2 separate regions of the Homo sapiens genome follow, and region 1 is linked to region 2. A link is a loop called in an ENCODE intact Hi-C map of the cell type or tissue named here. Cell type or tissue: K562. All regions are shown on one strand. Links, peaks and the distances in the headings refer to the core of each region. The heading gives the core; the rest is flanking DNA. Region 1 overlaps LOC105372112 (a long non-coding RNA gene). Region 2 overlaps LINC02837 (long intergenic non-protein coding RNA 2837).

Region 1 (15,312 bases), core at 4,764-12,763, 220 kb before region 2:
CCTGTGAATTCTGACAGGTAATCCCAGCCACAGTCCAATAACTGCTGGCAACGGTGAACAAAGGAAAGCTTCTGTGCCTCAGGTGAAACGGGAGTCTAGAAAAAGTTAATGAAAGGAATAACCGAGTAAGTAGCAAACACGCATCTGCTAAATAGATGTCTGAAGCCACAGACTTTAATATTTGGAGCAAAAGACAAAATATTAAAAACTCAGGTAAATGGACTCTTTTTATTTTTTTACTAGAAAAAGTTTGGAAATACCCCTGTGAAAAGGACCCCACAAAGCCTCTTTGCTACTCTCACCCATCAATTCCTCTTCTGGAAGTTTCGCAGGAAGGCATATATTTTGAATCTCAAATGAGAACAGGAAAGAATGATAAATAACCAAAATACCAGGAAACCAGCTTCTCTAATCTGAGGGGCAAAATAGTCTCCAAGAATAATGTCCAAGCCCCCCAGGGAAGACAATTTCTCTCCAAGTAGCTGGAACATGGAATGAACCCTCTGTACAAGGCAACTTCGTATTTCTAAAGACTCAAAGACCAACAGGAGGTGACAAAACTCATGGCAGAATGGCCTGTATTTGGAGCTGTTTCATTTATTGAGGGTTTTCGATGTGAAAGAGTTTGCTAGGTTAGGGCAGCTGTGTTTGAGGACAATGTGCTAGAAGGAAAGCAGATGAACTATAGGAGAAAGGCTGAACTTCATCAGTCCCAAACCCCGTATAACAGCTGACCTACAAGCCACAGCATTGCATTGAGAGCCGGCCCTTTCCTGGGTATACTAGTTTTCTATTGCTGTGTAACAATGACCACAAACTTAGTGTTTAAAACAACACACACATTGATTATCTCCTAGCTTCCATGGATCAGAACTCTGAGTACAGCTTAATTCTGCTCAGGATCTCATGGGGCTGCAATTCAATTGCCCTGTTGGTCGGTGCTGTGGTGGTTTCACCTGAAGTTGTGGTCCCTTCGAAGCTCCTGTGGTTGTTGGTAGAATTCAGTTCTTGCAGCTGTATGACTGAAGCCCTCAGCTCCTAAAGGGCACACAGTTTCTGGCTGTGTGGCCCTCTCCATAGGCAGTTTACAGCGGTGCAATTTACTGCTTCAAGACCAGTAGGAGATTCTGTCTAGCACATGCTAGCAAGATGGAACTACCTATATGTATTACGTATGTATATCTTGTTCTCTTTCCCTCTCTGTATCTTGTGACATAATCGTGGGGGTGGCATCCCATCTACTTTGCCATATTCTAATGGTTAGAAGCAAGTGACAGGTCTTACACTCCAAAGGAAGGGATTATCCAGGGCATGAACATGGGCGCCCCCCAATAGTGTCCATCCATCACACCAGGCTTGTGATCCCCTAACGCAGAGTTTCCCAAGGGGTGTACCTGAAACACTAATCCCATAACAATTATTTTTTTTAAAATGGTATCTGAGTCATACAAGTTTGGAATTGGTGCATGTTCTCTTCACCTCTTGGAGATTCAAAATACACATTAGCATATTAAAGGTACTGAGACTTTCTGGGTATCAATTATGATTGCGCTCAGCAGCAAAAAAAAAAAAAAAAAGCCAGAAAACTTAATGATAATACCTTCAAATGTTGAGTTTTTTAAAAAAGACAAGAAGCTCTGAGAGAGAAAGTTGCTGGCCTGGATTCAATGGGTCAGTCATGTTCGGACAGATGTCACTGTGATTTTCTTGGCTTTCCCTCATAGTTACCACGAGGGCTGCCTCTGTTCTGGCCATCATGTTTGTATTTATAGCACACGGGAGGAGGAAGGAAAAATCCCAAGTTGGTCCTCTCAGTTTCATTCATCATGAAAGCATAAGGTTTCTAAAAACTTTCAACTTCTGCTTCTATCTCATGGTTAGAACAGGATCATGTGGCTATCTGCATGGAAGACTCATGTTCCTATCTGCGAGGAAGACTATGGGAGTAAATATTTAACAATTCTTGCATTGATGGTGAGAAATGGCAAGGGAGATTGGGGTTGAGAGAGCCTTTAGGGGTAGCCAATTATCAGTGTCTGCTTCATGAAATCTTAAAGAAATATGTTTAAATTTTCCACATGATGCTCTAATATGTAACCTCAGAGACACACCTTCAACAATGTTGCTGTAGCCAGAATGTCTTGGAGTGACAGAACCAAGAAAACTAAACTCCTAACTCTTTGGCCTGGACAGCTGACACTGAAGTCTTCTCTGGTTCCTCTCATTCTTGAGAATAGCTCTGGGCTCAACCATGGGGTGAAGGGTAAGCCTCTTGGATGCTTCAATTCATCAGATGTCAGCTGTGCACGACCACAAGCTCAAAAGGATAACCTTCTGCCCTCTCGACTTTGAAACCCCAAGACCCAGAAAACTGCTAGCCCAGCATCCCTTCTTTTCGTGCCACAGCCAAGAAAGCCTCCTCGCCAAAAACCACACCTTGTCACTGGGAAGGGCTCAAGAAAAGCTACTGGGAAGGAAACTGACCCCAGAGTTCACCCGTCTGGTTTCTAATAATAAGCTCTTTCAAACTCTCCCTTTCCTTTATTTCCATTTCCCAGTTTCTCTCTCACTTCTTCTTCTGACCCAAAATGGGTGTCATGAAGTGCCTCCAGTCCCTTTCCTGGTTTTACATCTTCAACAAGATTGATTGACATCCCTTTATCTCCTCTAGCTATGCTTGGCATTTTGGCTGGTGACTGCAAAGTGGAGTCTGTGGAGTACTCTTGGCATATTTCAAATGGTTGCAGATTTTCAGGTATTGTGATGGGGCAACATGGTCTTGTAGAAAGAGAACTTGTTGGGATGTTCAACTCCATCTTAACCAGTGGTGAGACTGTGGGCAAGTCGACAAGAAAAACCTTTGCGTTACAAAGGGGATGCGGGGAGGGGAACCTGGTTCTCCACCCCATGCAGGGTTCCAACAGGAAGTTACCAGTCTAAGAGAGCATTTCTGGAGGCAGCAGATTGCACTTGGAAAAACCTGCCATTGTAAGAAAGGTCGGTGCTCTTAGGGTCAACATTTTGCAGCCTGAGCTCAAGGGCCCACCATCCTCATCCTCAGAAAGAAAAGGCTTCCAAAGGTCAGAGCACCTGCCCATAGTTACATTGATAAGAGCCCAGGTTTTTGGTTATTATTAATTTCTTCTTTGATCACCATTCTCCATCCATGGGAAGGGTTAATGTATTCCTTCTCCACACTAACTCACTGACTCATTCAACATCTATTTATTGAATGCCTGCTGAATAACTCTATAAGCTATAAGTTAGCCCCAAGGAACTTACAATTCAGAGAGGAGACATCTGTGCCGCCAATAACAACACAATCAAATAATGACTGTGATGTTGGGGTAGCAGGTAGCTTATGAGTGGTTTGGGTGGTTGAGCAGGGGTTGTCCACTTGGGCTAGGCCCTTCCAGAAGGGCCTTGATAGCATCTCTAGGGACAAATGATGTCATTCTAAACAGAACCCTCAATGGGCAAAGTGCTGAGCACTGTTGACTGATGGGAGGGGAATGGACTATTCGGTCTGACAGAGTGTCCCTGGGCTTGGCCCTGCAGAGCCTCCTATTTTCTCAATTTTACACTTTCTTGTCATTAGGTCCCCTCTTCCCCCTTTCCTCCACAGACTGTATGAAGGATTGTGAGAACATAAGAGGAGGAATACATAGGTCTCCCAGGAAGGAGCAAAAGGTTCCAGAAGAAGTAGCCCTCTATGTGAAGTGTGAGAACAAGAAGTCACGGTGACGGTGACAAGGAGGAGGCCTGGCAGGGTGTGGTGGCTCATGCCTGTGATGCCAGCACTTTGGGAGGCTGAGGTGGGTGGATCGCTTGAGCTCAGGTGTTTGAGACCAGCCTGAGCAACATGGTGAAACCCCATCTCTACAAAAACATACAAAAAATTAGCTGGGCATGGTGGTGTGCACCTGTAGTCCCAGATACTTGGGAGGCTGAGGTGGGAGGAGGATCACCTGAGCCTGGGAGGTCGAGGCTGTGGTGAGCCATCATAACACTACTGCACTCCAACCTAGGCAACAGAGCAAGATCCTGTTTAAAAAAAAAAAAGGAAAAAGAAAAAATGGAGGCCTTCCTGGGAGAGAGAGCAGCATTGCAGAGACATGGAGGAGGAGAGGGTTAATGTGTTCCAAGAATAGCAAACAGTTTAGTAATGCCCAGGCATCAGGGGCTGCAGGGCTGGGTGGGCAGGAATGCAGGAGGGAGGCTGAGCAGCTCAGCCAGGGTCATATCAAGGGTCTAATGAAGTCTCCCCATATCTGGTCCTATCTCAGTTTTCTGAGCCCGACAAAGTAGACGTAATACTTTCTTATTCTCCATATAGAAATCCTTAGGTATATAAACACAAATGCCAAAGCCCAAAAATATGCATTTTAGAATACTCAGCTCTTCTCCAAGTTAAAAAACCCAGGGTGGCCTATATGGCCAAATGGCCCTGAGCTCATCCCCTGAGGAACTGATTCAAGCTTCTCTACAGGAGCCACTGTGCACAGGCAAGAACTAGCCTGTGGCGAAGGAAGCCAAACAGCCAGTCACCTAAGCAAGGTCAACAAAGGCTGGGGGAAAGCAGTCATTGCTCAGTAGTGTCTTGCCTCCAGCCTCACTCTCATCATTCAGAAGCCTGCTCCAGTGTCCCCTCCCCTTCATAGCTCCCTCACCTCCCCAGACTGAATTCCTTCTTCCTAGGTATGTTTCTGGGCCTTGCATGGACTTGCATAAGTACACATATCACTGTGTCTTATGGTTCACTTAATAACATGTTCTGAGTCTGTAAATTCCTTGAAAGCAGGAACTATGTCCTAATAATCTTTCTCTCGCACAACATAACACAGGGCTTGGTATACAGTAGAAATTCAATAAATATTTATTCAACTAGGCTGAACTTTGGGATCTGGCAAGAGATGCATTAGATGACCATGACGATCAAAAGAACCATGGCTGAAGAATAGGAGTGGAAAATAACTACCGGGGGATGGCCGATTTGGCACCCCAGTGCCAAAGCTACAAAGAGAGAAAATCTGACTCAAATTCGTTATATGAAAAGAATTTCTCATGACTAAAAAGTCCCGGGAGAACTTCAGGTGAAGCTTGATCTGTGAGCTCAAACAATATTACCAGGATTCAGTCTGTGTCTCCTGTGTTTATTCTCTGGGCTGTCTTTATTCTCTGTCTCTATGTGGGGCAAGAGTTGCATGGCAGGTCCAGGCCCTCACTGTCCAGGTTTGTGCATAGCTAGAAAGACCATGTGCCTTACTCTCAGTAAGTACAGGAAAAGTGGCATTGATTATCACCAGCTCTGCTGAAATACTTTCCACCCGGAACCAATCACAGCAGCCAGGGGAATGGGATATTCTGATTTTACAGCTGTAAGATAAAGATGATGGCCAGTCTGCAAGTACTGTGCTCATGGCAAATCATGTGACTCACTCTCTGGTACAAATGGGCCCCCTGCAAGTTTAAGCAGGGGACTGTGGTTCAAGAGTCATTATCAGGCACCCCAGCTCTGCCCGTAATTAGCATGTGAACAGGGCAAGTCACTTCACACAGCTTCCCAGACTTCGATCTCCTTATCTCTGTGGGACCCTCTCCAGTGATCTCTCTTGGAAAGATTACTTGCCAAGCTCCACCCTTCCAGCAACAGCACCCTGAAGGCCTGTCTGCCCTAGTTCCTACCTTTGCCCCAGCAGCTCCTCTGGCCATTCCCACCTCCAGCCGCAGGTGTCTGACCACAGATGTCACCTGAGCCTGGAGCCTGGGCATTTGCATTTGGGTTTCTGTCCCTCTGGATTCCAGGAGTCACTGCCCATCCCAAAGGCCTCGGGCCCTGAGGAGCACAGCCTCACGCAGGAGAATTTCCAGGTGAAGGAGGCTTTATTTACACAGCACCTACACTGAGCCACTGGAAAATTGTCTGAGATTTTTTTGACTAAGGAGCAGACAGAGGGAGTGCAATAAGTTTGAGAATGTCAGGTTTGATCCAGGAAGACACCAGACCATGGGAGGCAGCAACATGCAACAAGCTATATTCGGTGGCACTTGGACAGTGTGGAAGGAGACGGTGTGTCCCTCCCGGCAAGGGGCCTTCTGCAGCTGGCAGGCAAGACCACCACCCAGAAGGGGAGTAGGGCTAGGGTTGGGGAGCTCCTGGGGAAGAAAGGGGAGTTGTCCGGGTGATGTCCCTCCACAAGGTGGGGAGTCCCTGGGTCCAAGAGCTCTGAAGGGCAGCAGCGATGTGGAGTCCTTCACAGCCACAGGGTTTGTCTTATCCATGGTCAGCAGATGTTGGAATATGCAAAATAGGTAGGCTCTAAATGGCCAGAAATACAGATGCTCCCCAACTTACGATGGGGCTGCCTCCTGACAAGCCCATCATAAGCTGAAAATGTCTAACCCCATGGAAGGTCAGAGAGCGTACCGAATGCACAGTGCTTTTACACCATTGTAGAGCTGAAACATTTTTAACTGAACCATTGTAAGTCAGGGACCATCTGTATGTTTATTTGGATGATATTCCAAGCAATTGGATATGTAAGAATTTGAGTTTAGCACTGGCTGGCTTTGGGCTAATGGTCCTAGCCTGCTGTGAATAAATGAACAAGACAGGAACATGTTAGGCCAAGCCACTGAGGCCACACTTGGCCCGTTCACATAACAGTGAGATGCAGCTGAGCGAGTATGTCTCCCAGATGTGGGTCCCCCACCAGCCAGGCATGTGTAGAACCCCCATCAGATAAATTGAAATTATCCCCAGAAAACTCAACCCTCCAGGGCCTGAGGAAGTTCCCACTGTGATTTTCTTTCAAGGAATTAAGTAAACAATAATCCTTTAAGTATGAGTGGAACTTTATCTTTTTCAAAGCCCTTTCATATTTGCTTCTTGCAACACCCTCTGACAGAATCAAAATAGGAATGCCCCACGCCCCCACCCTTCACAGATGGGGACATAGGCTCAGACATGTGAAAAGGACACTTGGGAACAGGAACAGGCACAGCCAAGACTGAAAGCTGGACTCCTAAACTTCTGACTGCTCTATTTTGCCAAACCACTAGGGAAGCAGCTGGAAATTGTGCTCATTGAGGGCGAGAGAGGACAGATCAAGACTATTTTCTGCCCTGCGTTCCTGAATTGCACAGACTGACAAAGATTTCATGATCTTGGGCCATGATCATGAGCCATTTGCTCCCTTTTTTTTCTTGAGATGGAGTTTCACTCTGTCATCCAGGCTGGAGGGCCGTGGCACGATCTCAGCTCACTGCAATCTCTGCCTCCCAGATTCAAGCCATTCTCCTGCCTCAGCCTCCCAAGTAGCTGGGATTACAGACACGCACCACCATGCCTGGCTAAGTTTTGTATTTTTAGTAGAGACGGGGCTTCGCCATGTTGGCCAGGATGGTCTTGAACTCCCGACCTCAGGTGATCTGCCCACCCTGGCCTCCCAAAGTGCTAGGAGCTAGGATTATGGGAATGAGCCACTGTACCTGGCTTTTTTTTTTTTTTTTTTTTTTTTTTTAATGAAATGGGGCAGTTCTTACGGAGTTTAAAGAGAAAGTGAGCTGGGTGTGTTGGTTCATGCCTATAATCCCAGCACTTTGGGAGGCCAAGGCAGGTGGATCACAAGCTCAGGAGATAGAGACCATCCTGGCTAACACGGTGAAACCTCATCTAAAAATTAGCCAGGTGTGGTGGCACACACCTGTAGTCCCAGCTACTCTGGAGGCTAAGGCAGGAGAATTGCTTCAACCCAGGAGGCAGAGGTTGCAGTGAGCCGAGATCAAGCCACTGCACTCCAGCCTGGGTGACAAAGCAAGACTCCATCTCAAAAAAAAAAGAAGAAAAAGAAAAAAAGAGAGAAAGTAGTATCAATGTCTTTGCTTTGCCTCACCCACTGTCTCAGCTAGATGTGTCCCTGAGTAATTTAGGCGTCTCACAGATAGGGGAATGGAGGCCCATGAGAGGAAGTCTCATCCAAGGCCCAGAGCAACTGCAGTGCCTTTTCCCCATCGGGCTTGCTCCAGCCTTTGGGCCCTAGGGGGCGCCAGAAAGCCTCACCTTTCCCAGAATCTATGCTGAGAGGAGAATGTTGCCACCAAAGGCCCAGTGGAGGCCATTTGGCCTCCCCCTCTTCATGACATTGTTCACCCAAGTCTCTGCAGCACCCCAATCCTGGGACCCTCAATATCAGAACTCAGTGCTCTAGGGGCCCAAGAGCGGCCTGGCTTCCCTGCCCCACAGGAGTTTAAGGCCCATGGGCTTCTTTTCCCAGGAATTCCTTCATTGCTCCAAAGCCCTTCACCTTTACCAGGAAATAACTCTCCAGGGTGGCCCCAGACACTGCCACTGGGATGCCCCAAACTCTCTTCTGGAAGCCACTCCTCGCACTACCGAGGCCCAAGGGTATTCACCCTGGCCCCGACTTGCTGCTGTCATGTGGCCAGCCATTTCCAGAAATGTTCTGGTTTGAGGACCGAAAGGCCCACGTCCCGGGAAACCCCTCAGTCCTGTGTAAACTGGGACATTGGTCACTGTATTGTCATCTCCCTCATGGTAGGTCGGCTCCAGCCCAGGGCTCAGCCCAGTTCTTGGATCCCAAGCACGGATTTTGATTATTACTCCAAACCATGGGCCAAGTAAGAGGTTCTTTCTGCTGATCTGTAAGGGTCGGCAGGGGCCTGCCCTGTGCCCAGTTCCGCCCCTGTCCAGCCGAGGAAACAGACTTAGTTATTATCTTAGCAAACAAGGAGAAACTGTGTGAGTGAAATAGGATGGTACCATTGCCAGAGTAAATAATAGTAACTGTGTTAAATCTCCAACAAGCACCAGGTTCAACACTGGGAGCTTTGCGTCGACTCTTGCATCTAACCCTCACTGCAAACTACGAGGTAGGTCTCTTCCATGCTGGTTCTACGGATGGCGACTTGGCAGCTCAGTGATCATCAGCTTGCCTGAGGTCACCCCGACTCTAAGGGCACAGTCACAAGCTCTTTCAACCATGTTACCCTGGCGCAGGAGACAGGGCATCTGGCTTCTCATCCCAACTTTTTCATTAGCTAATTACATGACTTTGAGGGAGTCCCTTGGGACCCCGGAGCCTCCACTGCATTGGATAAATGAGAGCTCTAAGCAAGGTGCTCTCCAAAGTCCTTTTGTGGGTAGCTTAGTGATAGAACATGGGCCCTGGGCTGAGATGGGGTTGAGTCGAATGTCAGTGCTGCCACTTACAACACAAGTGGACAGGGACAAGTTACTTAACCGGCCTTCACCTATAAAATCAGGAAACTACCTCCAGTCATTTGTGGTAAGGAGTAAATGAAATGAGGCACCAAGGCTGGTGTTTATGAAAACTTTTTTTTTTTAAATGCCAGCTCTTATTGTTCCAGCTCCTACATTTTAGGACATTGTGTCTCCCTACCCGACCCCCTTTCACCAAGTCCTTATAACAGATCTATATTGCCCAGAATGCATTGCACGCAGAGCTAGAGAAAACTTCTCGGCTGGGCTTGGTGGCTCACACCTGTAATCCCAGCACTTTGGGAGGCCCAGGCAGGAGGATCACTTGAAGTCAGGAGTTTGAGACCAGCCTGCTGGCCAACATGGTGAAACCCTGTCTCTACTAAAAAATACAAAAAAATAGCCGGGCATGGTAGTACTTGCTTATAATCCTAGCTACTCGGGAGGCTGAGGCAGGAGAATTGCTTGAACCTCGGAGGCAGAGGTTGCAGTGAGCTGAGATTGCGCCACTGCACTCCAGCCTGGGCAAAAAGAGTGAGACTCCATCTCAAAAAAAAAAAAAAGCGATAATTTCTTGATTCTTTTTCTCAAATATGCTTCCAGAAAATGGAAAAGACGTGTCCATGGGAAACAGAGAGAGGTGGCCCACAGAGATGGAGGGGAGCAAAAGAGTTGGCTGAGGCCTGACCCAGAAGATAGGAGCCCATGCTCACTGTGGCCAGTCAGTTTCCAGACAGTTACCATGGGAGAGTTGGTAAATCTTCCCTTCTAGGATTTCAGAGCACTGACCTGCCTGCCAGGCCCAAGTCTTAAGATCCAAACCAGGAATGAGCTGTTACTATGGAAAGTGTGATTTTTCTGCAGGATTAAGAAGCCTTCACACTTTTTCAGTCACATCAGAATTGCCACCCCTGGGAGGGATGCGTCGGATAATTTGAACCAGGTGCAGACTTCGTGGCCTGTCTTTACGGGGCAGACACTCATACACAGATTTTGTTGGCTGTGCCATGGACTGTCTTTCTTATTTTCCTAACCTAGTCAGGACTTTCTTCCAAACTTCACAGACAGTTTCGAGAAGCCACACACACTGCCTGCCAGGAGCTGAGCAGAAGCTGGGAGGCCCCGGTGGTAGAAATGCGTTCCAGCGTCACCGAGCCAGGCAATCGCTGCGGCCTTTGGGTCTGCTCCCCTCCAATAGGAGCAGGACTAGCTTTCTTCCAAGGGATCAGGAGATCCTCCCAGCCAATGCAAGGCTGGACCCCTGTGACTCACCCTCTGTGTGTGGCTTCTCAAGCAGATTTCCCAGGACAACATGAAAGGCTGATAGATTATTACTATCTGGTTTCATGTTCCTCCTTTTGTTAAAATTCCTAATATAAGGAAGTGGAGGTGGGGGACTGAAGGAAGTCTCACTTTACAGCCCGACCCCCACTCCCTGGCAGCTCAGCTATTGCTGGCCCTCCAGGGTGGCAAGAGACAGAAGTGTATTTCCCAGGACCAAGTCAAAGAGCTCTTCCCTCTTCATCTCTCTTCCCTTATCAAGGGTGTTAATCTTACTGGAATTCACTTCAGTACAGCAAATGGGGCCAGATGGTAGAGGGGAGGAAATGACCCCAAGGTGTCTTGCCTATAAACCTTCCAGGGCCCTTGGAAACTTCCTGGGGGCACTCAGCCCGTCAGGCCCCCAGGAACTTGTACCAGGTCACAAATTCCCAACCCCTGGGGATGGAGACTGAGCCAGGAAAGGTGGGCTAAGTGAGAAGGTAGAATGAACCCTCTTACCCCTGCTCCAAGATATACTTTTTAAATATTTTCAAATTATTTTTAAATGTTCTTTAATTATTTTTAAATGTTCTTACTAGGTATATTCAGTGGGTGTTTATTCCTCTCCTTCCACCCCTAAAGCTATTATTAAATCTATGAGGTATCTGATAACTGGTTATGGATGAAAAGGTTGACATAAATGAATAAGGAAGAAACAGATATTCCCTGTATGTTACCATTCAATATCCTTTTTTTTTTTTTTTTTTTTTTTTTTTTGCCATTTTCTTCCCATCAGCCTTGGGTTTTAATGGTTTTTATCTACTAATTTTTAAAATAATCTTTTTTAAATAATTAAAAATAGCAACTTGTACACCAATGTTTATAGCAGCATTATTCACAATAGCCACAAGGTGGAAGGAACCTGAATGTCTATTGACAGATGAATGGATAGATTAACTGTAGTCTATCCATATGATGGAATGCTATTCAGCATTAAAAAAGAATAAGGCTGGGTGCGGTGGCTCACGCCTGTAATCCCAGCACTTTGGGAGGCCGAGGCGGGAGGACCACGAGGTCAGGAGATTGAGACCATCCTGGCTAGCACAGCGAAACCCGAAACCCTGTCTTTACTAAAAACACAAAAAATTAGCCGGGCTTGGTGGTGGGTGCCTGTAGTTCCAGCTACTCAGGAGGCTGAGGCAGGAGAATGGCATGAACCTGGGAGGCGGAGCTTGCAGTGAGCTGAGGTCGTGCCACTGCACTCCAGCTTGGGCTACAGAGCGAGACTCCGTCTCAAAAAAACAAACAAACAAAAAACAAAAAAGAATGATAAATTCTGATTCATGCACCACCATGGATGAACCTTAAGGACATTATGCTAAGTGAAATGAGCCAGACACAAAGGCTAATACTGTACGATTCTGCTTATATGAGGCTCCTAGAGTAGTCAAAGTTGCAGAGATAGAGGTAAAATAGAAGTTACCAGGGGTCGGGGAAAGGGGGGATGGGGGAGTTTTTGGTTGATAAGTACAGCATTTCTGTTTGGGGTGATGAAAAAGTTCTGGAGATGCATGGCAGTGATGGCTGTGGAACATTGTGAATGTCCCTCGGTGCCACTGAACTGTACACTTAAACATGATTAAAATGGTAAATTTTATGTTATATACATTTTACCACAGTAAAAAAAAATTTTACAGATAAAATTATTCAGGATTCCAAGCTGGTGACAGCAGAGCATTAAACCAAGCACAGGGTTTTCTGCTTGTGCGGCCCACCACGGCACAGGTCGCATGCTTGTGAAGACACCTGCCTGTACCTGGCATTGGGGACAGCAGCAAATCAGACCTGGCCCTGCCAGCAAGGAGCTGGAAATGGAACCAAACCCCGAGACTCTTCCTGACACTGGCCGGGCAGGAAGAGCTCCTGACCAGTGTTTCCTGACCTGGGTTCTAAGCACAGAAAATGCTGGAATTTTCGCATGTAGCCTAACTTTTGTGAAACACTCTTTCCTGACACATGACATTTCATATAGGTGAGGCAACTTTTGGTATTCTTTTAAAATAGAATTGCAGAATCCTGGGTAAATCAAGGGTTCCATCTCGGAGCTAGGTCTCATCATCACTTTCACCTTTCTGATGTTCCCTCCCGTTAAGATGAGAATCAAACAAGAAAATGCCACATCATGGTTCCTAGATGAGCATCAGGTCAATACAAATAGAAGCCACTGAGATCAGAGTGCAAATGGCACTGAGAGGTGGTCCTGGGGTGCCACAACTTTGACAGGGTGACAACTACTGTTGACTGAGAATGTGGGAGGAGGTGAGTCAGACGGAGAAATCACCGATAAAGAACAATGCTCAATTGTCCGCTGACGCCTCCCTTCTGATAACATCTCACTCTCGAAAAGGCTCAGAGTTTCTCTTTGCAAATTACTAAGGAAAAGGAAGAACCTCTCCACTTCTGGGCAATTTTCCCATCTCTCCTTATAAACAAAAATGTGGTCACTGCCAGCCCGCCCTTCTCCTGCATCCCACACTGTGCTGTGCCCTCACGAAGCCTAGAGTGACCGCAAGACGGGGCAACCCCCGGGGGCTGCCTTTGAGCCACGGCTGTGAGAGAGGGTAGAGCCACATTTCAAGTTCTCGCTCCTCTGTTGTGTTTCCCAGACCTTCTTTTTTAATGTGTGAAAGCTTCCCTTAAATCCTTTAGGAAAACTGGCAGTACATAAAAAACAAAAACAAAAAGTCAAGAGTAGAACAATGATAGCTCTTGTCTCAAATAACTAAATGCAGAAATAAACAAGTTCTTCCCATAGCCTAGCCACTGATGGTGTGTCAGAATAAAAATGAGGACCTGGGAGTTCTTCAGTCAAATTGCTTTCGTCAAATTATGTGCCCTTTGAGATCCTTCTTGTCTCAAAAAGGGATAATCCTATTTCCCAGAGGTGTTTGGACACCAAATGAAATTTGCCGTAGAAAGTCTAAAAACCCCATTGGACCCACCTTTACCTAACATTGGGATCCGAGAACACCTGATGACAGCTCATCCCACACCACAGAACTGAAGGTCAGCGGCTGGTTGTGTACAGGGAGCCAGGAAGGCTTTCCTGCAAAGCTATATTTTACTCAGAATATATCTATGCCTGTTTCCCTTCCAGGTCTCCCAGCAAGGTAAGTTTATCCTGTGATGTCCAGTTCCGGCCCCATGGTTTGGCAAGTGCTACCTTAAAGAAAGGCCAGGGCTGAGCACCATGGCCTTATTGTCTTTGCTGCAATTTACTTTAAAATGCTTTGGTATAAACAGTATGATGTACCTGTGTGAAATTAGCTTATACATTTACTTGCTCAGAATAGGTGATACATTCACATGGTAAAACCATCAAAACAATATGAACTGTATTACAGTGAAAAGTCTTGTTTCTACTCCTACCCCTATTGGCCCTATTTCGAATCCTCTTTCCTACCCTGATCCCCAGAGGTAACTTACTAGTTTCCTGCGTATCTGTCCAGCAAATACAAATGCAAATACAAATGCAAACCCTTATTTCCCTCCAGCTCCATAGAATGCAAATTATTTCCTCAGATGTCTGCACCTTGATCTTTCCCTGAACCCTATATCTTGGGGTGGGGGCAGGTGTTTCTCCACCAGTTCCTGGAAAGCTTCCTTATTTGCTTACTTCAGTAGCACACTGTTCCATTGTGTGATTGCACCAAATTTTCCTTATGGAGTCTCACGAAGGTGGGCATTTTGGTTGTTTCTAGTTGTAAGATGACTTAAATCAACATCCCGAGAGTGGCTAGTTAGCATTTAAAGCACTAACCACTTGATTTCAAAATTTAAGTCACAGGGCTCCAGAATTATCATACAAGATGATAGAAGTAATTTCTAAATTTTCACTGGTGAAATGAATGCTGATCAACGTGGTTAGCTAGAAAGATGTTACAATACCCACCACCCATGAAAACAAGGTCTAAGAAGCTAGCCAGCCCAGCAACCCAGCCCCTCTGGAGTGCAGCCTAGAGTGTGAAATCCATCTGGTTTGGGTCTGCCACTTCATGGCGGTGGGGCAGGGGCGGTCTGCCCCTGACTCACCATCATGATATTATTCCACCCCCTCTGAGTGTACATCTGATGCAAGGGACTTGATGCATGTTTGTGAGTGGGAACATCCCTGACTTTGGAAGAACAGGTCACTTGATTGCTTTCATGTAGAATTTGGTCTAATACTTGTGTAGGGAATGAAAATAATAACTTTTTTTCTCACCCATTGCTAGGTTCATGACCAAAGACCCTATAACAAAACACAGATTAACAAAAGAAAAGCATACAGATTTTCTAAATAAATGTTTTATGTGACATAGGAGCTTTCAGAAAGGAGAACTGAAAGACACAGGTAGACGTGTATATTTATGCTTAGGTTAGATAAAGAGTGGATAGTCGTGGGGCAGTATCATTAGCGGGCAAAAGGGTATGATCTAATGGTAATAAACTGGGGGAACTTAGCAGGGCCTATCTGTTCAGATTCTTCTGGGTGTCTCTGTCTTTGGCTCTTTTATAGAGAGGGTACCTCTTGAATGAGGATCTTAGATCTGCTTCAAGGGAAAAGGGTAAGAGAAGGTGAGAGTGACCGTTCTGCTCCTGTAGCATTCCCAAATGTCAAGTGGCTATATTTTGGGGTAACATATCCTAAACCCCATCACTTGCTTTTGTTGTAACATGCCACTTCAGGGAGAAATTGGGGGAAGGGGACAAAGTGCCTTTATTACTTCCCACTTCTGGAAGCTTCTGAGAGCTCATAGCAAATGCTG
Region 2 (15,312 bases), core at 4,338-12,337:
ATATTCTAATCAGTACTTTCCAGAAATGCAATGAATTTAAAGCCAGTTTAGGTAAAGACAGGTTAGTGGAGAAACGTTTTGGTCTGAGCGATTCAGGAGAAGAAAATTACAATCCCTGGCATTTGCATAGCCCTTTGAGAGAAAATCTTCCACAGGCATGAGCTTACGTGACTTAACCCAGAATACCCTCTCCCCACACCACCCCAACCAAAACACACAATGCATCCAAAACATTGCATGGGTATGCATATTCAGTTTACAGGGAAGAAGGGCCTCATTGCATCAGATTCTCTAAGAGGTCTGTTAAAGGGTTAGGGCCACTGGTCTGATAGATGCAGCTCATAACTGGTTTTTAGCAAACTAAGTCCGGGTCCTCATCTATTGAAAAGCAGTGTTGGGTGACATGATCTCTGTAACCTCTTCCAGCTCCTGCTGCCCCTGTCTTTGTTACACTCTCCAGGCACTTGGGAGTCAGAACTTTTTCCAGGGCCTAGAGGTGACCTGACCTTCACCATCTATCACGGCCTGCCCCAGGACCTGTCATGGAGTGATGAGGACGTCTCCCTGCCTGGTGGTGGGATTTGCAGCCAATAAAGCCCTCCACCAGGCAAGAGGATTGTGAGACCTGTCTGGCTACAATTTATTCTCCTTGGTCACTTTGACTGACTGCAGCCAAGTGCCAGGGGAAATTTGAATTTGAATGCTGCTGCCTGTGAAATTAGCTTAGAAAAATATACAGGCTCTCTTCAACAATGGGCAATTCCAGCTGAATCTAAAGAGCCACAATTGGGGTGGGATAAACAGACGCTGTCCAGTTCGGGAGAGTCTCAGGAAACCAGGGGGAGATTAACTTCTTACTGGAGGGAGCACGTTAGCCTGCAGCAGAGGCAGTCGCTCAGCTTAAAAAGGATGAATGGAGGCAGGAGAGACCAGAAGTGATGGGGGATAAGTCAGAAAAACATTATTAAGCTCATCTGAAGAATACATTCAGGAAGTCATGGGTGTAAGCAAGAAAAGGGCAGCTTCGAAAACAGATGTGCAAGCACAGTTGTTGCAGCGAGGTGTGTGTAGGAGCAAAAGGTTGGAGGCAACCTACGTGTGCATCCCTGGGAGACCGCTGAAACATACTGGGGAATACTATGTGGCCATTGAAAAGAATGTGGTAGAGGCCGGGTGCCGTGGCTCATGCCTGTAATCCCAGCACTTTGGGAGGCCAAGGTGGACGGGTCACCTGAGGTCAGGAGTTCGAGACCAGCCTGGCCAATACGGCAAAACTCTGTCTCTACTAAAAATACAAAAATTAGCCGGGTGTGGTGGCAGCCTCCTGTAGTCCCAGCTACTCAGGAGGCTGAGGGAGGGAGAATTATTTGAACCTGGGAGGTGGAGGTTGCAGTGAGCCGAGATTGGGCCACTGCACTCCAGCCTGGGCGACAGAGTGAGACTCCATCTCAAAAAAATAAGAAAAAGAAAAAAAAAGAATGTAGTAGATCAATGTGGACCGATATAGAAAAAACTCCACTTTTTCTTTGCTAAGTAAAGAAAAAAGCAAGGCATAGAAAAGCATGAAACGTATATGTGGAATATGTTATGTTTTATGCTTTTAAAGGGAAAATGCTTATAGATTTGTATTATCTCTCTGAAAGAATTCCCAAGAAACAGATCAGGAGTGGAAGGGAGACTCACTTTTCACCTTCTACCTTTCTAGACTTTTTAAATTATTTACTATGTGCCTGTATTCCTGTTTGAAAGTGTAAATAAGTGAATAATGTTAAAAAAGGAGAAGGAGGGGAAAGCAGTAGTTGCTGTCCTCCCTCCAAAGTCAGCTCTGCCACGGAGCCATCTTCCCTTTCCAGATGGGATGGTTAACTTCATGTGCCAACTTGGTGAGCCACGGTACCCAGATAGTTGGTGAAACATTATTCCAGATGTTTCTTCGAAAGTATTTTTGGGGAGTTTTTTTGTTTTGTTTTGAGATGGAATTTCACTATTGTTGCTCAGGCTGGAGTGCAGTGGTGTAATCTCGGCTCACTGCAACCTCCACCTCCCATGTTCAAGCAATTCTCCTGCCTCAGCCTCCCAAGTAGCTGGGATAACAGGCATGTGCCACCACGCACAACTAATTTTTTTTTTTTTTTTTTTTTTTTTTTAGTATTTTTAGTAGAGACAGGGCTTCACCATGTTGCCCAGGCTGGTCTCGAACTCCTGACCTCAAGTGATCCACCCACCTCCACCTCCCAAAGTGCTGGAATGAGATTAAATTTAAATCAATAGGCTTTGAGTAAATTAGATGACCCTCCATTGAATGGGTGGGCCTCATCCAATCAGTGGAAGGCCTGCATAGAAAATAATTCCTTCTTGCTCAGGGGCAAGAAGGAATTCTGCCAGCAGACTGCCTTTGGACTCAAACTGCAATTCTTCACTGGGTTTCCAGGCTGCAGGCCTACCCTGCAGATTTTGGACTTGCCAGCCTCCATCATCACGTGAGCCAATGCCTTAAAATAAACTTCTCTATAGATATATACTCTGTTGGTCCTCTTGATCTGGAGAGCACTGACACTAGGGCTTGAGAGAATCTCTGAGCCCAGGCTTGTGCATAGACACAAGTGAGGTGGCCTTTGCTACCTGCTGGGGAAAGGGTGGGGTCTGCAAATCGTTCACGTGGAAACTGGACACTGACCTCACTCTGGGGTCAGAGCTGGGAGGAAGGTGGGTCTGGCCAGGCCTCTCCCTGCATATGAAGCAACCACCCGTAGCTCTCCCATGGACACTTTGAGTACTCCCCAAGCATGAACTGGAAGCTCTATTTGCTTCCTCCTGGCCCTTCCTCACAATCTTTCTTTTCTGTTTCCTCTCTCACTCTCCAAGTCCTTTCCCTTCCATGTCTTCCTTGTGAACAAGGTTACACCAATAAGGCAAAAGTAAAAATGTTGCTATGTTGCTGTTTCCTCCCCAGCTATGAGCCTATTCGCCTCAGTTCAGTTACTCCTCATGGCTTCCAGGGCCAGCAAGTTCTGCTGAGCAGAAAAGACAGTCGATCAGCTGGTTACTTTGTCTCAAAAGACCCAAATAGTAAGTTTGACCATTGTCCTCTGCTTTCATTGACCAGATAAAACCAGGTGATTCAGGTCAAAATGATTGAAAATGACATGTATATACCGGGCGCAGTGGCTCATGCCTGTATTCCCAGCACTTTGGGAGGCTGAGGCAGGCGGATCATTTGAGGTCAGGAGTTTGAAACCAGCCTGGCCACCACGGTGAAACCCCATCTCTACTAAAAATACAAAAATTTAGCCAGGTGCGGTGGCGTGCTCCTATAATCCCAGCTACTTGCGTGGCTGAGGCAGAAGAATCGCTTGACCCCAGGAGGGAGAGGTTGCAGTGAGCCGAGATCACGCCACTACACTGCAGCCTGGGTAACAGAGCAAGACTCCATCTCAAAAAAACAAAAAAAGAAAGAAAGAAAAAATGACATGTACAAATACTCTTTTTTTTCTCCCTTCCCAACTCATGATACACTGCATTATTCATTCAGATTGTGTTATTCATTCCTTATTCCACCATGAAATATGGCATAAAATAATCTCAGACCTTGTATTGGGTGGTCCCTTTACACTAAGTCTCCTTCCCCATATTCCAAATTCAATTAAGTAGTCAATCTGGAAAGACATACTGAAATCAGTTATGATGAAGGCAGCACACTAGCCACTGAAAAGATTCAAAAGGGCAGAAAAAGAGCTTATGGACAAGACAAGTGGATAAAGCGCAACACATAAATAGATCATAATAAGCAAAGCAGTATAAGGCTAAAGAAGTGACAGATAAGAGGAGAGCAGTCACCGTGGGCTGGAGTGTCTCAGAAGGCTCTGGCCTTGAAGATACATAGGAGGGCATTAAAAATAGATAAAAGTTTAAAAAATAATCCTGCTTTACCTTCTGTTACATCATTTAATCCCTATAGCTACCCAGCAGGGGAGGTGGTTCAGGCAAATCTTCCCATTGTCAGGCGGGTTCAGTTCAAGGAAACCAAATGTTTCCTGCCACACACCAGGAAGGGATGTTCAAAGAGGCCAGTTGCTTTCACCAATGTTATGCAGCATGTCAATGCCAGAATCAGGGCTGGAGCCAGGTTTCCAAACTCCATAGTTGGTGCTCTGGTCATTGAATGAGAGAGATCGACAAGGATTTCCAGGCAAGTGCATTCAGGCAGAAAGGCCCAGAGGCACAAGGGAGAGGAGCCAAGAAAAGTGGGCACCCATTCTCATTCTTATAGGACATGTATGCACACATGTGCATGTGCACACACACACATGCACACTACATTTTCCTCAAATTACACTTCTGCCTGAGAGAGTATGAACAAGCAAAGCCTTATGCACGCATCAACGACACCAGGATTCAAGAGGACAGCTTTGACCTCTAGGCTCTTGCCCCCCCATAGGAATTGAGCTCCAAATTCATTCAGCAGGATTAGTATGATGATAGAAAAGCTTGCATTTGAGGCCGGGCATGGTGGCTCATGCCCATAATCCCAGCACTTTGGGAGACCAAATTGGGCAAATCGCTTGAGGTCAGGAGTTCGAGACCAGCCTGGCCAACATGGCGAAGCCCTGTCTCTACTAAAAAATACAAAAATTAGCCGAGCGTGGTGGTGCCCATCTGTAATCCCAGCTATGCGGGAGGCTGAGGCAGGAGAATCACTTGAACTTGGGAGGTGGAGCTTGCAGTGAGCCGAGATTGCGCCACTGTACTCCAGCCTGGGCAACAGAGCAAGACTCAGTCTCAAAAATAAATAAATAAATAAATAAATAAATAAATAAATAAATAAATAAATAAGCTTGCATTTGAGTTTGTCTGACTTTATGTCAGAAACTCATAGAAGAAGTAATAGTGTAATAACTCTGTTTAGCCAAATAAATAAATGGAGCTTTATCAATCCATGCAAAGTTATGCACATTATCCCAGAGCTGATAGTTTCAGCCATACACAAGAGAATTATCACCAAGACAAGCAATTTGTTCTAGGAGCAGTAAATTGTGGGGTGAGTAGTTTACTTCAGTCATTGGTCTGGGCCTTCCAAATGGACAAGACTCCACCGTCGGGTGACCAGCCTGGATACGCTATCACTGGGAGCTGTTACAAGCCCAGCTGATGTGAACAGAAAAGGAATGAGTGTGACCTGCCAAGAGATACCGGACAGTGGCCTCCACTTTCTCTGCCTAGGTCGGCCAGTCTCCTTATCGGCACAGTCAGGATAATAAAACTCCAGGTTTATTTGGATCCCTCAGAGGACACTGCCACGTGGGAACAACTGAGCTGTCATCTTGGACTTTACTCCCCAGCAGACTCAGTGGGGAAAGCGGGGAACATTCTGGGGACCTCGGTAGAGGGGCTTCAGACCTGGATAGATTCCCAAGCAGGGTAAAGTTCAACTTCCTCCAGGATATTTCTTTCCGCTGCTGCTGGGTTTTGCAATGTCCTCCCTTCATATTATCTAGAAATCCAGACCCTCTGCTTTTTTTTTTTTTTTTTTTTTTTTTTTTTTTTGAGATGAAGTCTCACTCTGTTGCCCAGGCTGGAGTGCAGTGGCACCATCTCAGCTCATTGCAACTTCTGCCTCCCAGGTTCAAGCAATTCTCCCTGTCTCAGCCTCCCGAGTAGCTGGGATTACAGGTGCCAGCTACAACACCCGGCTAATTTTTGCATTTTTAGTAGAGATGGGGTTTTTTGTCATGTTGGCCAGGCTGGTCTTGAACTCCTGACCTCAGGTGATCCGCCCGCCTCGGCCTCCCAAAGTGCTAAGATTACAGGCGTGAGCCACTGTACCCAGCCTATTTTACGATTTTATAAGTTACAGACAAATTATAACAACGGAAAATAGGCTGGGCACAGTAGCTCACACCTGTAATCCCAGCATTTCGGGAGGCCAAGGCGGATGGATCAGTTGAGGTCAGGAGTTCAAGACCAGCCTGGCCAACATGGTGAAACCTCGACTGTACTAAAAATACAAAAATTAGCCGGGTGTGGTGGCAGGCACCTGTAATAACAGCTACTCAGGAGGCTGAGGCACGAGACTTGCTTGAACCTGGGAGGCAGAGGTTGCAGTGAGCTGACATCACACCATTTCACTCCAGCTTGAGTGACAGAGCAAGAGTCCATATCACAAAAAAAAAAAAGGAAAATAATTATCATTTAAACACATGCAAACAAACTCCATCCAGTGGAGTGACAATTCTCCCACTTCACCACCACCACCATTAAGGAAAAACCTGTTTTAGGCTGGATGTGGTGGCTCACGCCTGTAATCCCACCACTTTGGGAAGTTGAGGCAGGTGGATCACCTGAGGTCAGGAGTTCAACACCAGCCTGACCAACATGGTGAAACCCTGTCTCTACTAAAAATACAAAAATTACCCAGGCATGGTGGATTATGACCACGTGCCTGTAATCCCAGCTACTAGGGAGGCTGAGGCAGGATAATTGCTTGAACCCAGGAGGTGGAGGTTGCAGTGAGCCAAGATTGCACCACTGCACTCCAGCCTGTGCTACAGAGCCAGACTCCGTCTCAAAAGAAAAAAAAAGTTTCACCTCCACTACACCTTTATTTTAATATTCCCAATCTTCTTTGGATTGTCCTTTTTTTTTGAGTCTCCCTCTGTCACCCAGGCTCGAGTGCATGGCACAATCTCGGCTCACTGCAATCTCCTCCTCCTGGGTTCAAGCAATTCTCCTGCCTCAGCCTCCTGAGTAGCTGGGATGACAGGCACGCGCCACCACACCTGGCTAATTTTTATATTTTTAGTAGAGACAGGGTTTCACCATCTTGGCCAGGCTGGTCTCTAACTCTTGACCTCAGGCGATCCACGCACCTGGGCCTCCCAAAGTGCTGGAATTACAGGCATGAGCCACCGCACCTGGCCTGGATTGTCCTTTGTTTTTGTTTTGTTTTGTTTTATTGTTTTTTGAGACACAGTCTCACTCTGTCACCCCGGCTGGTATGCGGTGGCATGATCTCAGCTCACTGCAACCTCTGCTTCCCGAGTTCAGGTGATTCTCCTGCCTCAGCCTCCAAAGTAACTGGGATTACAAGTGCATGCCACCATGCCTGGCTAATTTTATATTTTTAGTAGAGACAGGATTTCACCAGCCTTGGCCTCCCAAAGTGCTGGTATTACAAGCATGAGCCACCACACCTGGCCTGGATTGTCCAGTTTTCTTCTTAACTAGTTAAATATAATCTTTTTTTTTTTGAGACAGGGTCTCGCTCTGGTGCCCAGGCTGGAGTGCAGTGGTGTGATCGTGGCTCACTGTAGCGTTGATTTCCAGGCTCAGCGATTCTCTCACCTCGGCCTCCAGAGCAGTTGGAACCATAAACACGGGCCAACAAACCTGGCTATTTTTATTATTATTATTTTTTGTAATGATGGGATCTCGCTACATTGCCCAGGCTAGTCTCCAACTCCTGGGCTTAAGCGATCCTCCTGCCTCAGCCTCCCAAAGTGCTGGGGTTACAGGCATAAACCACCATGCCCAGCAAAATCTTATCATGTATTAACTTTTTAAAAAAATCTACTCCTGGCCAGGTGCAGTGGCTCACGTCTGTAATCCCAGTGCTTTGGGAGGCTGAGGCAGGTGGATCAGTTAAGAGTTCAAGACCAGCCTGGCCAACATGGTGAAACCCTGTCTCTACTAAAAATACAAAATTTAGCTGGGCGTGGTGGCAGGCGCCTATAATCCCAGCTACTCGGGAGGCTGAGGCAGGAGAATCTCTTGAACCCAGGAGGTGGAAGTTGCAGTGAGCTGGGATCATGCCACTGCACTTCAGCCTGGGAGACAGAGTGAGACTTCGTTTAAAAAAAGAAAAAGAAAAATCTACCCCTGATAATTCCCACCTATTGGATTTAGTTCTGCACCCTCATCCATGCTGTGATCCAAGTCCCAGAAGACTGTCAACGTGGATCCCACTCCAGGGTCTTTTCTGTTCCAGGCCAAACATTCCCAATCTACCTAGTAATACACTAATTACAAGCTGCAAATCGGACAGGCCTGGTTTGAAATCCCTTGTCTACAACTTTATGCCTAAGTACCCTTGGCAAGTTACTCAGTATTGCTTATCTTCATTTCCCTCACCTGTGTAAAGGGAATAGAAATGCCCACTCCAGGCCAGCCGTGGTGGCTCACGCCTGTAATCCCAGCACTTCGGGTGGCTGGGGCAAGCAGATCACTTGAGGTTAGGAGTTCAAGATCAACCTGGCCAACATGGAGAAACCCCCTCTCTACCAAAAAATACAAAAACTGGGCTGGGCGCAGTGGCTCAGGCCTGTAATCCCAGCACTTTGGGAGGCCGAGGTGGGAAGATCATTTGAGGTCAGGAATTAAAGACCAGCCTGGCCAACATGGTGAAACCCCATCTCTACTAAAAAATACAAAAATTAGGTCGGGCGCAGTGGCTCATGCCTATAATCCCAGCACTTTGGGAGGCTGAGGCAGGCAAATCATGAGATCAAGAGATCAAGACCATGCTGGCCAACATGGTGAAACCTCGTCTCTACAAAAAATACAAAAATTAGCTGGGTGTGGTGGCACGCATCTATAGTCCCAGCTTCTTGGGAAGCTGAGGCAGGAGAATCACTTGAACCCAAGAAGCAGAGGTTGCAGTGAGCCGAGGTCATGCCGCTGCACTCCAGCCTGGTGACTGAGCGAGACTTCGTCTCATAAATAAATAAATACAAAAATTAACCAGCGTGGTGGCGGGCTCCTTTAATCCCAACTACTTGGGACATTGAGGCAGGAGAATCGCTTGAACCCATGGAGGCAGAGGTTGCAGTGAGCCGAGATCATGCCACTGCACTCCAGCCTGCACGACAGAGTGAGACTCCGTCTCAAAAAAAATTTTTTTATATATATATACAAAAAATTAGCCGGGCATGGTGGCACATGCCTGTAATCCCAGCTACTTAGGAGGCCGAGGCAAAAGAATCACTTGCACCTGGGTCTTAAAAGAAAAAAAAATTGCCCACCTCAGAGACGTATGTCAGACAGACTCCAAGATGGCCCCTGCGGCATTCACCTGCTGGTACTCATTCTCTTGTGCCACCCTGGGGAGCAGGGACAGGGTGCTCCACGCACCCTTTGCCCACAAAAATGATGGGGGAAAGCTTCTTCCGACGCTGAACTGGTGCCATCTAGTGGCCCATGGTGTCCCTCAGCCACTCCACCACAGAAATGAAGTTTTTGTGAATAGTAGTATTTAGGGCTTCTTTCCGGACTAACCCTTGGCAATATCCAAGACAAGTTTTCCCATAATTTTGGTATCCCTTTTCTGAAATTCTCTCCCATGACAGGCAGGTGTAATGGAAAGAAAGCAAACAGTGTCAGGCTCACCTAGCTCTATGCATAATGCATCCCCAACCACTTACTGCCTGTAGGGCCTTGGGCAAACTACCAAACTTCCCTGAGCCCCAAGTTCATCCTCTGTAAAACGTGGGTCGTACAATCCTCCTTACAAAGTGATTCTGGGAAATATGTGGGAGGAACCATACCCAGTGCTCAACATGCAAGTAGATGCTCACTAAATAATTAGCTGTATTTTCGTGTCTTCCCCTTTATCATCGTTCCATCCTATCTTCTCTCTGGGCTCCAGAATTACTTTCCATTACCTAAAATATTCATTGACACTAAGAAGCGTGAGACTGAATGTATTCCTCTCCCCAGGAACACAAAGGATTCATGCCAGGAGGCCTGGGGTTCCGTCCTGCTCCAGGTCTGCCATTTACTGGGTTAGTTAACCTTTCTCGTAACACAAAAATTGCGTTGTAAAGATTATTTGATTTAACAAATGCGAAGTAACTCACATAAAATAAGCATTCAGGCCGGGTGCAGTGGCTCATGCCTGTAATCCCAGCACTTTGGGAGGCCAAGGAGGGCGAATCACTTGAAGTCAGGAGTTCGAAACCAGTCTGGCCAACATGGCGAAACCCTGTTTCTACTTAAAAAAAAAAAATACAAAAATTAGCCGGGCATGCTGGCGTGCACTTGTAATTCCAGCTACTTGGGAGGCTGAGGCACTTGAATCTCTTGAGCCTGGGAGGCGAAGTTTGCAGTGAGCCGAGATCATGCCACTGCACTCCAGACTGGGAGATAGAGTGAGACTCTGTCTCAAAAAAAAAAAAAAGCATTCAATAAATATTAATATTCATTCCAGAAATAGATGAATTTTACAAGAGGAAAGATGGAAGGAGGCAACTCTAACATAATTAGTCACTGGTGGAATTTTAGAAATGAAGTCAGATATCCAGGCACGAATCGTATCTAACTGCATTGCCGACTCTACATAGGTATGTTAATCCCAGTCTCATTGTCCCCTTCAAGTTTTTAGAAGAGTATTTGTCACTGGGTATGTAGAGCAAATCAACTCTTTAATAATTGTTAGTACAAAGGAGTTAGCACGTTGAAAAGAAATGGAACATGGTGAAGAGGAGGACGGGGAAGCGGCTGACTGCACATATAGACAATGCTCACGCAGCTGAACCATCATTTATTGCCAGGGCATGGTGGTTACTCCTGACTCTGTCCATCACCCAGGGTCCCAGCTGGAAACAGAATTCGCCAAGTGTAGCTCAAGTGAAAAAAACCCTAATGAAGGGACTCCCAGTAGAGGCATAGATAGAGTTAAGGGAGCAAACAAACAAAGACTGGTCACCTTCCCTTGGATAGAGGAGGAAAGGAGAAGATGGAGCTACTAGAGCCCGGTGAGACCTGAAATCATAGAAGAAGACCACCATCGGGAGCAGGGATCATGGAGGAAACAACTAGTGTCAGATTCTCCATTGCAAGCAAGAGACAGCCCTGGACTTTGGAGATTTTTGTCTGTAGAATTTTCCCTTGTGTGTGTGATTAATTTGACTATTTTAAAAATTTTTTTAATTAACACATAATAATTATACATATTTATGGGGTACATAATGATGTTTTGATACACATCATGTATAGTGATCGGATAGATCAAGGTAATTCACATACCCATGATCTCAAACATTTATCATTTCTTTGTGTTGGGAACATTCAATATCCTCCCTCTAGCTATTTGAAACTATATATTATTGTTAACTATAGTCATCCTACAGTGGTAGAGAACATTAAACCTTATTCCTCTTATCTAGCTGTAATTTTGTATCCTTTAGCAAATCTCTCCCTATCCCTTTCCCTACCCTTCCAGCTTCTAGTATCCTCTGTTCTACTTTTTACTTCTATGAGATAAACTTTTTAGCTTCCACACATGAATGAGAATGTGCAGGATTTAACCTGCTGTTCTGGTTGGTTTTTTTTTGTTTTTTTTTTTTTTTTGGAGATGGAGTTTTGCTCGTCACCCAGGCTGGAGTGCAATGGTGCGATCTCAGCCCACCGCAACCTCTCACTCCTGGATTCAAGCAATTCTCCTGCCTCAGCCTCCTGAGTAGCTGGGATTACAGGCGACCGCCATCATGACCAGCTACTTTTTGTATTTTTAGTAGAGATGGGGTTTCAACATGTTGGCCAGGCTGGTCTTGAACTCCTGACCTCAGGTGATCTGCCCACCTCAGCCTCCCAAAGTGCTGGGATTACAGGCGTGAGCCACCGCGCCTGGCATCTGGCTTATTTCACTTAACATAATGTCCTCCAGTTCCAGCCATGTTGCCGCAAATGACAGAATTTCATTCACTTTTATGGCCGAATAGTATTCCATTTTGTATTTATATCACGATTTCTTTATACATTCATCTGTTGTTAAACACCTATGTCATTTCCATATCTTGGCTAGTGCAAATATTGCTGCAATAAACATGAGGATGCAGAGGTTTCTTCAATATACTGATCTCCTTTCCTTTGGGTAAATGCCCAGTAGTGGAATTGCTGGATCATATGATAGTTCTATTTGTAGTTTTTTAAGGATCCTCCATACAGTTCTCCATAGTGGCCATACTAGTTTACATTCCCAGCAGCAGTGCATAAGAATTCTCTTTTCTCTACATACTTGCTAGCATTTGTTAGCTTTTGTCTTTTTGATAATAGCAGTTCTAACTGGGAAGAGATGATACCTCGTTGTGGTTTTAATTTGCATTTCCCTGATGATTAGTGATGTTGAGCATTTTTTCATCTATTTATTTGCCATATGTACATCTTCTTTTAAGAAATGTCTGTTCAGGTCATTCACCCACTTTTTAATTAGATTGTTTGATTTTTTGCTGTTGAGATGTTTGAGTTCCTTGCGTATTCTAGATATTAATTCCCTGTTAGATAAATAGTTTGAAAATACTTTCTCCCATTCTTTAAGTTGTCTTTTCACTGTGTTGACTGTTTTCTTTGCTGTGCTGAAGCTTTTTAGTTTGATATCATCCCATTTGTTTATTTTTGCTTTTTCTGCTTTTGTTGCTTTTGAGGTCTTACTCATAAAATATTTTCCCAAGCCAATGTCCTCAAGTGTTTGTCCTATGTTTTCTCCTAGTAGTTTTGTTTTTTGTTTGTTTCTGTTTTTGTTTTTGTTTGTTTTGAGATGCAGTTTTGCTTTTTTGCCCAGGCTGGAGTGAAGTGGTGCAATCTCGGCTCACTGCAACCTCCGCCCCCCAGGTTCAAGTGATTCTCCTGCCTCAGCCTCCCAAGTAGCTGGGATTACAGGAGCCCACCACCACACCTGGCTAATTTTTTGTATTTGGTAGAAATGGGGTTTCACCATGTTGGCCAGGCTGGTCTTGAACTCCTGACCTCACGTGTGATCCACCTGCCTCGGCCTCCCAAAGTGCTAGGATTACAAGCGTGAGCCACTGCACCTGACCGTCTCCTAGTAGTTTTATAGTTTTAAATCTTACATTTAGGTCTTTGATGCATTTTCAGTTGATTTTTGTATAGCGTGAGAGGTGGGGTTCTAGTTTAATTTTTCTGCATAAAAATAACCAGAATCATTTATTGAAGTGATCACCCTTTGCTCAATGAGTGTTCTTGGCATCTTGGTCAAAAATCAGTTGGCTATAGTTACATGAATTTACTTCTGGGTTCTCTATTCTGTTCCATTGGTTTATGTGTCTGTTTTTATGCCAGTACCATGCTGTTACTATAGCTTTGTAGTATATTTTAAAGTCTTGTAGCATCATGCCTCCAGCTTTGTACTTTTTGCTCATGCCTCCAGCTTTGTACTTTTTGCACAGGATTCCTTTGGCTATACAGTCCTTTGTGGTTTGGTACAAATTTTAGGATTGTTTTTCTGTGAAGAATGTCATCAGTATTTTGATAGAGATTTTAGTTGAATCTGTAGATTGCTTTGGGTAGTATGGTTATTTTAACAATATTAGTTATTCCGACCCATGAGCATGGGATGTCTTTCAATTTATTTATTTATATATTTTATTTATTTATTTATTTATTTATTTTCTTTTTTGAGATGGAGTCTCGCTCCATCGTCCCAGGCTGGAGTGCAGTGGCATGATCTTAGCTCACTGCAACGTCTGCCTCCTGGATTCAAGCAATTCTCCTGCCTCAGCCTCCTGAGTAGCTGGGATTAACAGGCATGCACAACCATGCCCGGGTAATCTTTTTGTATTTTTAGTAGAGACAGTTTCACCATGTTGGCCAGGCTGGTCTTGAACTCCTGACCTCAGGTGATCCACGCCCCCTTGGCTTCCCAAAGTGCTGGGATTGCAGGCGTGAGCCACCGCGCCCGGCATCTTCCAATTCATGTTCTCTTCCATTTCTTTCATTGGTGTTCTTTAGTTTGCCTTGCAGATATTTTCTTACTTCCTTGGTTAAATTTATTCTTAGGGGCCAGGCTTGGTGGCTCACACCTGTAATCCTAGCACTTTGGGAGGCCGAGGTGGGCGGATCACCTGAGGTCAGGAGTTAGAGACCAGCCTGGCCAACATGGTGAAACTCCATCTCTACTAAAACATACAAAAATTGGCCTGGTGCAGTGGCTCTCGCCTGTAATCTCAGCACTTTGGGAGGCCGAGGCGGGCAGATCACGAGGTCAGGAGATCAAGACCATCCTGGCCAACATGGTGAAACCCTGTCTCTACTAAAAATACAAAAAAAAAAAAAAAAAATTAGCTGGGCATCATGTGGGCGCCTGTAGTCCCAGCTACTTGGGAGGCTGAGGCAGGAGAATGGCGTGAACCCGGGAGGCGGAGCTTGCAGTGAGCCAAGATCATGCCACAGCACTCCAGCCTGGGCAAAGAGCAAGACTCCATCTCAAAATAAATAAATAAATAAATACAAAAATTAGGTCGAGCGCAGCGGTTCACGCCTGATATCCCAGCATTTTGGGAGGCCAAGGCAGGCGAATCATGAGGTAAAGAGATCAAGACCATCCTGGCCAACATGGTGAAACCCTGTCTCCAGTAAAAATACAAAAATTAGCCAGGCATGGTGGCAGGTATAATCCCAGCTACTTGGGAGACTGAGGCAGGAGAATCACTTGAACCCAGGAGGCGGAGGTTGCAGTGAGCTGAGATTGCACCATTGCACTCCAGCCTGGGCAACAATTGCAAAACTCCATCTCAAAAAAAAAAAAATATTCTTAGGGTTTGGGGCTTTTTTGGGGGGGGTTGGGGTGTAACTATGGTAAATGGGATTACCTTTTAAATTTTTTTTCTTTTTTTTGAGATGGGAGTCTTGCTATGTTGCCCAAGCTGGTCTGAACTACTGGGCTCAAGCAATCTGCCTGCCTCAGCCTCCCGAGTAGCTGGGATTACAGACGTACACCATTGTGCCATCTTGATTTCTTTTCTTGTTTGTGTCTAGAAATGCTACTTGTTTTTGAATACTGATTTTGTATCCTGCAACTTTACTAAATTCACTTATTAGTTCTGAGACTTATTGAGTAGAGTCTTTATATTTTTCTCGTTTTTTGAGACAGAGTCTTGCTCTGTTGCCCAGGCTGGAGTGTGGTGGTGTGATCTCGGCTCTCTGCAACCCCCACCTCCCAGGTTCAAGTGATTTTCCTACCTCAGCCTCCTGAGTAACTGGGATTACAGGCATGCACCACCACGCCCAGCTAATTTTTTTGTATTTTTAGTAGAGACAGGGTTTCGCGATGTTGACCAGTCTAGTCTCAAACTCCTGACCTCAAGTGATCCACCATCCTCTACCACCCAAAGTGCTGGGATTACAGGCATGAGCCACTGCGTCCGGCCTGATTTTTCTATATATAAAATCATGTCATCTGTAAACAGGGACTATTTTACTTCCTTCTTTTCAAATTGAATGTCCTTTTTTCTTTCTTTTGCCTAATTGCTCTGGCTAGGACTTCCAGTATTATGTTGTAATTCAAGAAATATTTGTTGAGAA

Evidence for each region. Peaks named below come from ENCODE experiments on the same cell type or tissue, not always from the same donor. Only the 100,000 strongest peaks of a DNase experiment are listed, where the experiment ranks them.
Region 1: a loop joins it to region 2, with 5 times the contacts of the local background. A loop is called at or near these places in 7 of 110 quality-filtered maps.

Annotation. Positions count from the first base shown.
Region 1 is chr18:49,721,487-49,736,798 of GRCh38, reverse strand. LOC105372112 (a long non-coding RNA gene) reads right to left here. Exons shown (of 5, transcript XR_007066363.1): 4 at 2-95. Among named protein-coding and RNA genes, the nearest start is that of ACAA2, 84 kb to the left of the region's middle. RefSeq lists enhancers at 9,525-10,268, 10,269-11,014, 12,270-13,469. In K562, for the core only: a CTCF peak has its summit at 8,044 (motif pointing right); DNase peaks (open chromatin) are centred at 8,028 and 10,458.
Region 2 is chr18:49,504,700-49,520,011 of GRCh38, reverse strand. The region is part of intron 2 of LINC02837 (long intergenic non-protein coding RNA 2837); the gene reads right to left. Among named protein-coding and RNA genes, the nearest start is that of LINC02837, 13 kb to the right of the region's middle. RefSeq lists an enhancer at 3,724-4,338. In K562, for the core only: a CTCF peak has its summit at 9,181 (motif pointing left); a DNase peak (open chromatin) is centred at 9,191; H3K27me3 peaks cover 353 bases.